Regions from separate parts of the Homo sapiens genome. Here region 1 is linked to region 2. Evidence: chromatin contacts called from ENCODE Hi-C or POLR2A ChIA-PET data. All regions are on one chromosome and are shown on one strand. The core of a region is the stretch at or near the end of the contact, and the rest is flanking DNA. Distances in the headings are between cores, read along the strand shown.

Region 1 (4,323 bases), core at 603-3,102, 830 kb before region 2:
ATATCAAATAAAATAAACTTCTAGTAGGCACCACATGAAGAACTGGATGACCAAAATCTATGGGCTGCTCAAGTTCAAAACTGGCAGGGAGGTTGAAAAAGGTATTGGACTAGGAGCTTAGATATCTTGGGTCCCATTTCTGGCTCTGCCACTTACAAGTAGTGAAGGGTCACCTAACTTCTTTGGACCATTTCCACTTCAGTAAAACAGTTTATAATTCTTGACCAATCTTCTGCACAGGATTGTTCGGATGATCAACAGAGATACAAGTTGAGTATCTCTCATCTGAAAATCTGAACTCTGAAATGCTCTAAAAAATATGAAACTTTTTGAGCACTGATATGATGCCACAAGTGAAAATTCCACACCTGACACCTTTGCTTTCTGATAGTTCAACGTATACAAACTTTAATTCATGTACAAATTATTAAAAATATTGTATACAATTACCTTCAAGCTAAGGTTATGTGTATAAGGTGTATAAGAAACACAAATGAGTTTGTGTTTAGATTTGGGTACCATCCGTAAAATATCTCATTATGTATATGCAAATACTCCCAAATCCAAAAAAAAAACAAAAAACAAAAAACACCAAATAACACCCGTTCCCAAGCATTTCAAATGAAGGATACTCAACTTGTAATGTATAGATTCAGAAACACGAGCTAGAGAACACTATAGGTATTGTTTTACTGCCAGGAAAAGGAGCCCAAGAGAGGCTAAGTGACTTGAAGGGCTACACAGCCAGTGGACGACGGAGCCAAGAGTGAAATTCACAACCCAGCTTTTTAGTCCTGGAGGCTTTTCCACACCACCTGTTGTCTCTTCTGTTATAGCTTCTATCCACTGAACTTTGCACATTCAAAGTGACCTCAAAGAGCCCTCTCAGGTCACTTGGACCAATCTTCTACTTGCTTTTTTTTTTGTCTTTTTGCAAGCCACCTCAAAGAGCACTCTCGGGTCACGTGGACTGATCTTCTACATAAAAATCTGTTCTACCGCATCATTTATGTATGTTTGGGCAAAGTACTCATAACCATTTCCAAGGCCAATAAAGCAAATGCTTTGCAGGATGCCGTAATAAAAATAAAACTTTCTTTGCAGTATGTACAAAGTCAGACTGCTTTACAAGTCAAAAACCTTTGCTCAAGTCCAGCCTGTGCCATTTAACAGGATCGAAAAAAGAGCTAGAGTTGGATGGGAAGGAAGAGAGAGTGGTTTGGTGAAGGAACCTTGGTTCTGACACTAGCTCTCTGCCGACCTTGGACTGGTCATGTGAAAAACTCTTCAGACTTCAATACCCCCCGAGTGTGGAAAAGGGGTGACGACAGCAACACCCTGAGTCTTCCCCTCGCAGGAATGCTTTGAAACTGTTAGGCGGGACTGCCGCCGGTGCGCAGTTTTGGGAAGCAGCGGACTCAGCGGGGTCCCAGGCTGCCCAGACAGGACGGATTGCTGGGGGGCTCAGGCCGTCCTGCCCCGGGCTCCGTGGGCGGCGGGGTGGGGACAGGGCGTGGGCGCGTCCCGGGGGGACCTCTCCTCTGGCTTCCTCCGCCCCGCCCCGGGAGACCGGGTGCGGCCCGAGCGGGTCACTCACCGGGCCAGGAGCTCTAGGAAGATCACGTTACTGCAGCAGCCTGCGAACACCAGGCCCACCGCCAAGGCCGGGCGCATGGCCGGTGCAGGGTTGGGGAAGCAAGCGCACAGAGTAAGCGCCCGCCTGTACCGCTACCCCAGGAAGCCGGCCTCCTGCCTCTTCGCTGCGCAGCACATCGCACCGTCCTGGAAAGCCGCTCTCACTGGGGGCCGCCGCGGTCTCCCCTTCTCCCGCGGCCAACACCGACGCTGCCAAGAAGCTGTAGTTCGCAGTCAGCTTCGGTCCCATTCATCCGAGGGGGCGTCCGAGCCCCGGCCAGACTACATGTCCCAGGATGCCGTGCACCTTTACCTCAGGATGCGACGTTCCCGCTTCCGCCAGGCAGCTCCGCCAGAGAGGACAGGGGGACGAGGTGCCCGGCATGACTCGCGCGATAGGCGGCCGCGGGTCTTGCTGGGAAATGAAGTCCCAAAGCGTCAGTGTTTCTTGCGAGACCGCCCAGAGCGCTGAAAGTAACTCGGCCGCCAGGGTCACAACAAACTTGCTGGCAGCGGCGGCACTAGAACTACAGAGCTGTGACTGCTCGTTGGAGGTGTTCTAGCATCTGAAACAACTCTGCTTCCTGAACTGATATATATATATGTATCTTTGGTGACTCTATTATGCTGCCAGGATTAAGAACCACTGAGAATTCAAGTAAAGCAATGGCTCTCAACCACGTCTGTACATTGGAATCACTTGGAGAGCTTTAAAGATGACTGATAGCCAAGTCCCACCCCCAGCGATTCTGATTTAATTAGGCTGAGGTGCAGCCTTAAAGGTGATCTATTGATATTATCCCTAATCCTAGCTCTTTAAGGTACTCCCTTCCTTTACCTCCGTGGTTCTCAAACTTAGCTGCGCAGTCAAATCACCTGGGGGCTTTGAAAACTGCCAACGTCCAGGCTCTTCTACTGGCAAAAATGCCAATATCAGCAATCAGATCTTTAATGGTGAAAAGAAGGCATACTTCCCTCTTCTTACAGTGGAATTCTCATAGCACTTACAATCTGAGCCATTCGACTTGACTCTTACTTACTCAATGAACAAATGTTTGTTAAGCACATATTACGTACATAAGCTAGTGCGGCACTATTCTTTATTTGTAAAATAGGTATGCACACTTTATCCACCCAGCAAGACTAGTTTTTAAGGGAAACGTGTTTACACTTCCTTTCTGCTTCCCAGTGTCTACTATAAAAGGTTAGCATCACTGCTCAGTATTTTACCACATCAAATATTTCCGTTGTAATTGAATCCAACAGCAATAGCAAAGTACACGGTACAAAGCTAGGTAGGATTTTGGAATGCTATATTGTTTTTGCTATTTCCTGTGAGACACGAACATTCTGAAGTCTTTCTCGAGATCTACAAAATAGTTTGGAATGCTTTTTTCCCAGTCCGTGACTGGGAGATCACATTGGAATCATCTGAAGTACTCGTTATCGAGTGCAGATTATTGGGTCTCGCTTTAGACCTACCAAGTCAAAATCCTTGTGTATGGGTTCTAGAAACTTGTATTTTTAACAAGCACTCCACGTTCTAATTCTAATGCATTCTAGAATTTGAGAACTGCTGCCTTAAAAAGGTGAGTAGGAAGAAGAACTAACATAAATAGAAAGCCTACTACCTGTGAAATTCAGTATTTAATGAGCACCCGTCTTGAGTTTGCACAGTGCTGGCACATTAAACAATGAATTATATATACATATATACACGTATATATACCAGTTATATTCATATACACATATATACACACACACATATATATATATATATAACTGGTATATATACAGGTATATAATAGTACCAGTTCTACCTCAGACCAAGTAAAGTGGACTATCTGGGAGTGAGGCTGAAGCAATGATAATATCTCCACCTCCACTATCAATAATCCTGCCAACAGGAAGCTGGTCTGGATTTTCATCTGGATTTCATTAGAGGTGATTTCTCTTCACACAGACCTTCATTTTCCATATATGCCACTAATTTGGAAGCCCTTAAAGGATGTTCTAAACATTTCTCATTACATCTCAGATAAAAACCCAAGCATGTCTAAGTGATTGCACAAGAAAAAAATGGCCTGAGTACTGTAATATTTGCAAGAGTTCTGTATCTTTCTTCCTTCCTCCACATTTCTGTCTTCACCTACTGCAGTGAGTATTAATTTAATGTGCATGTTAATCACTTGGGGATCTTGTTAAAATGCAGATTCTGATTCACTAGGCCTGCAGCATGGCCTGAGATTCTGCATTTCTAAGTAGCTCCCAGGTGATGCTGGTGCTACTGACCTGTTGACTGCACTTGGAGAGCAGAAGCCTGTAAAATCATTAACTCTGAAGACCTCTCTATCCTCCCCTCTCATTTGCTCAGAGAACTCTTGCTAGCAAACCTGTTCTCAGACCAAAATCATGCTCAAAGAAACTAACTTATCTTTCTTCCTCCCTCATTTTACCATCAACTCTCTTTAAAGAGTAATCTACATTCGTAGTCTCTACTTGTTAAATCTCCAATCAGCTTCTTAAACTACTCTGATCAATGCCAGGGTATTAAAAGCAGTCCTGTTGAGAGCCGTGATGACTTCTTAATTGTGAAAACCATATAACACAGTCTCACCTTACTTGATCTGGCAGTGGCTTTTTACAATGAAAACCCAATATTTCTTGACATTCTCTTGTCCCTCTGTT
Region 2 (4,297 bases), core at 1,129-3,628:
GGAAAAGTAATCTTAATTTTCTACATGGCTCAGCTGCTGTAAATGGTATTTACAGGCACACCTCGGAGATATGTTGCAGGTTCTGTTCCTGACCACTGCAATAAAGCAAGTATTACAGTAAAGCAAATCACACGAATTTCTGGTTTCCCAGTGCATATAAAAGTCATGTTTATACTATAAGGTAGCCTATTTAGTGTGTGATACTGTTATGTCTAAAAAAACCTAACGGACATACCTTAATTTAGAAATACTTTGTTGCTAAATAATGCTAACAATCATCTGAACCTTTGCCTTCACAACATAAGGCCTAACATTTGGCTTATCTTTGCTTTCACAATGCCTTCCTCACTAAGCTTAATCATTTCTAGTTTCCAATTTTAAATGAAAGACATGTGACACTTCCTTTCACTTAAACACTTACAGGCCATTGTAGGGACATTAATTGGCCTAATTTCAGTATTATTGTGTCTCAGGAATAGGGAGACCTAACGTGAGAGAGAAATGGAGGAACGTCCAGTTGGTGGAGTGGTCAGAACACACGGTCAGAACACCAACACAGAGTTGGTGGAGCGGTCAGAACTGAATTATCAATTAAGTTCACCGTCATATGGGTGCGGTTCATGGCACCCCAAAACAATCACAATAGTAACATCAAAGATCACCATAACCAACATAATAATAATGAAAAAGCTTGAAATGTTGCAAAAGTTACCAAAATGTGACACAGAGACATGAAGTGAGCAAAGGCTATTGAAAAAATGGTGCCAATAGACTTGCTCGATGCAAAAATGCCACAAATCCTCAATTTGTAAAAGATGCAGGATCCACAAAGAGAGATGCACAATAAAATAAAGTATACCTGTGCATATTCCAATATTGTAAACACTGAATATTGATTTAAACAAAACTATAACCAATTTGGATAGAGGAGGAAGAGAGGAAGCATACTTCTGGAACATGCAGTGGGGAAGAAGAAAGCTAAATCTTCACCTTTTATGGTTGGGAGTCAGTAGATTATGCCTGAAACTGAAAAATCAAGAAGTACCAATCCAAGCATGTTATTTAGAGAACTGAGGTAAATGCCTAAAGAATGAGCACAGGTGAAAGTGCTTGCCTCTGAAGAGGAAGAAAGGGAGAGTGTGGGACTGCCGATTTTCGTAAGTTTTGAAAAACTGACTCTTTGAAAACTAGGTACATGATAACCTTGAATAAATTTCATAAATATAAATATGTTTCTATCTCTTCTATATCACTTCACTCACCAGTATTGAGTTTTCAGAGTAACTACTGTATATTAGTATCTAAAAGTTAATTTTCTGTCTTAAAGGCATTAATATGGATGCTAGACTAAATATACAGAAATTCCACTTTTCATAATAATAGCTACCATTACTATGGTCCCAGTATTGTACTAAGCACTTATATTATCTCCAGTCCCCAGAGCAACCATGCAAAGTAGGTACTGTTTCCATTTTACAGATAAGAAATTGATGCTCAAAGAGATTAAATAATTTGCTAGTATGTAGCAGAACTCTCTGATCTCAAAGCCTCTGTTCTTCCTTCCTCCTGGATCCCATCACCTCTTTCTAGAGTTTGCGTTTAAAAGAACTAGGGGCAGGGGGAGGGCAATGTAGCAGTTCAAATAACTCCTCCTTTGGAGGAAGGGCAAGGAAGCAGAAGAGAACCGCTGAAGGATTCAGCAATAGCACTAGGTAGCAGTCTCATGTAACCAAGTTTAACCCACAGTTGAAATTTCCAGTTGGTCATGTGAGCAACGGAAGCAATTTTTAAACTCTGGCCAGGAGCCCCAATGCTTACAAAAATAAAAGCTTTGTTCGGCTCTTATTTTGAAATAAAATAGATGTTCCAGCTGCTCCAACATGGGCCTAAACACTGCAGTGAGAATGCTCAGGACACAAAGTTTTGTGTCCAGAGAAGCCCAGTCATCATTACAAAATTGATCTCTAAAAGGGGTTGGGGGACAGACGGCATAGCTGCTTCCCAAGGAAATGAGTAGGAGGTGACCTGGGTCCTGACTGCCACACTGGCTGGGAGCTTGGACCAGATGATCCTGATGGGTTTCTTCTGAATAAAATTCCGGGTTGTGTTTATCTTGCAGTTTAAATCACTGGGAGCTTCGAGAGTTCTTTGGCTCCTTCCCTTTCTGGAATTATTGTGTGATATAATCAAGACATTTACCTGGCTCTTTAAATCAGTTGGTTTGCCGGCTACAGTGTAGGTAAAGAGTATGTCATAATGGACAATAAAAAGTTGTTTACATACCTCATTTCTGAAAAGTCATGGGCCACTGGCAAGTTAGGAAACGAAAGTGAAATCAGCTGATAGTGACATCAGTCAGAACAAATGTACCAAAGTTCAGAGAGCTGTTTACTAGGCACGACTGCGAAGGCAAGGGGGCACCAGCTCAGGACTGCATCTGCCTGCCATTTCCCTTCCACTCCTCCTTTCTGGAGTCTGACATTAGAAAGCCAGCGAGAAGGAAGATTCAAACAACCAACCCTGATTTCCTGCTTCTCCTTTTCATGAGTGTTCCTGTGGTCTCTGCACCTCCTTTCTGTAAGTACCGATCCTGCAAGCATCACAGCTTACCCAGACGTCTACTACCTTGTAAGACAATTTTGTTTTCTTCTCAGATATTTCATGTTCTGGCAATCCACATAGGGGAACTCACTGGTTGTTCAGTATCTGTGACCCTCCCTCGCTCATGTCTGTATAATCTACATAATCTACCCCCTTTACTCTCTGCTCTCCTTCCTTCCACTCTTCGGCATCAACATGTGTAGCTCTGGCCTCAAAGATGATGAAAGTAAGGCCAGTATAACTGGTTAGAAACGATGCAGGGCTGACTGCACACAGCAGAGTCTTGCACGCAGTGTGTACAAGGACATGGCTGTGGCTTGTGCAATACACTGTTCATCAGAAATAGGTAAACAAAAGCAGGTCACCGACCAACACTAACTAAACCACTATTCAATGGTAGTTACGAACACATCATAAAACTTTAAAATACACACTGAAGATTAATATCAACAGAAAAACTTGTGTTCTTGCCTCAAAGAATGGGACCTAAGAGATGTTTAGATCTTATGTTAGTCATTAGACCAGATTGCTCCTCATGCCCCAGTGGAAATCCATGGTGGTATTTTAGTTCTCTTGATGCATATTTTAAGAGATTTTTTTTAATGTGGGCTTAGTTTCACTAATAACTTCCACTATGCTTCTTCGCCTATAAAATCAAAGGCTCCTTTGAAAGAGGGAAAAGACACATATTTCCTTCTTCCCTCATGATAACTGAAGAGCATTTTTCAGTATCCACTTACCATACCCCATTCCCCAAAATCTCAGGTCTGAGACTCAGTCCATGAGATATTTTTTCAATCTTGCACATATTCCCCTTTCTCAACTTTCTTTCCAGCTTAGTCCCTGCTTTATCTAATTACTAAGGCTGTTTTGAATGCCTGTTTTATAAATTTCTTTTTTTTTCATAAATGTAGCACATAATTCTAAAAATATTTTACTGCAAATAGAGAACAATTGCCTGTAATGTCACCACCCAGAGCTACCACAGCTAACATTAACATTTTCAAATACTTCTTTAGTCTCTTTCTCCTATGCCTCTTTATATGGATGTAGTCACACTATGTAGAGTGATTTTATACCTGCTTTTTCTAAAAGATGCATAGTATTTTATCCTTGATACATCATAGTTTACTTCTGATATTGGACTTTCAAGCTGCTTCCCATTTTGTGCCAAAAGTAATGCTGTGCTGAACATTCCTATGTATAAATTATTGACTGGATTTCTGATTGCTGTCTTAGGATAGATTTATAAAAGTGGGCCAAAGAGATATGACTATTTTTAGGGTTTTTAATGTTTATTGCCAATCTGCCTCCCTGAAAGTTTGTACAAATGTTCACATCCACCATCATTGTGTGAGAATGCCAGTTTAACCATATTTTTGGTATCATCAAGTGTTTTTACCTACAGTGTTGATAGGGAAACTCTGGTTTTTTACTTGGCGTATCTTTAATTACATTAGAAAAGTTACAGAATTTTTTTTCATGTTAGTTAACTACTTTGCATTCTTTGTGAATTATCTCTTCATATTTGTCCATTTTTAATGAGGTGTAATGTTTTTTGACAGTTTGCGTAAACATTTTAAACATTAAGTACATTAATCATTTCATAGTTGTGGTAGATATTTTCCATGCTCATTGACTTTTAATTATATTTATGTTGTTTTTGGTGAATAGAAATCTTTATTTTAGAATAGTT

Evidence for each region. Hi-C counts contacts between places; a loop is a spot of excess contacts on that map. ChIA-PET counts read pairs that join two places held with the same protein, here RNA polymerase II (POLR2A). Pooled maps may share reads with other maps.
Region 1: a loop to region 2 is called in a map of CD8-positive, alpha-beta T cell, with 7 times the contacts of the local background. The contact joins the promoter of SLC35B4 here to the promoter of TMEM140 in region 2. A Hi-C loop is called at or near these places in 3 of 168 maps with a recorded cell type or tissue (CD4-positive, alpha-beta memory T cell, CD8-positive, alpha-beta T cell and naive thymus-derived CD4-positive, alpha-beta T cell), 1 of 37 single-sample maps with no recorded cell type and 12 of 50 pooled maps. POLR2A ChIA-PET finds 5 or more read pairs at or near these places in 3 of 52 experiments (CD4-positive, alpha-beta T cell, CD8-positive, alpha-beta T cell and endothelial cell of umbilical vein).

What each region holds. Positions count from the first base shown.
Region 1 is chr7:134,315,078-134,319,400 of GRCh38, forward strand. SLC35B4 (solute carrier family 35 member B4) reads right to left here and starts at 1,853. Exons shown (of 10, transcript NM_032826.5): 1 at 1,598-1,853. The coding sequence starts at 1,674. RefSeq lists a silencer at 1,394-1,563 and an enhancer at 1,644-2,373.
Region 2 is chr7:135,145,694-135,149,990 of GRCh38, forward strand. It overlaps TMEM140 (transmembrane protein 140), which reads left to right and starts at 2,379. Exons shown (of 2, transcript NM_018295.5): 1 at 2,379-2,577. It also overlaps a transcript of CYREN not described here. RefSeq lists an enhancer at 2,158-2,657.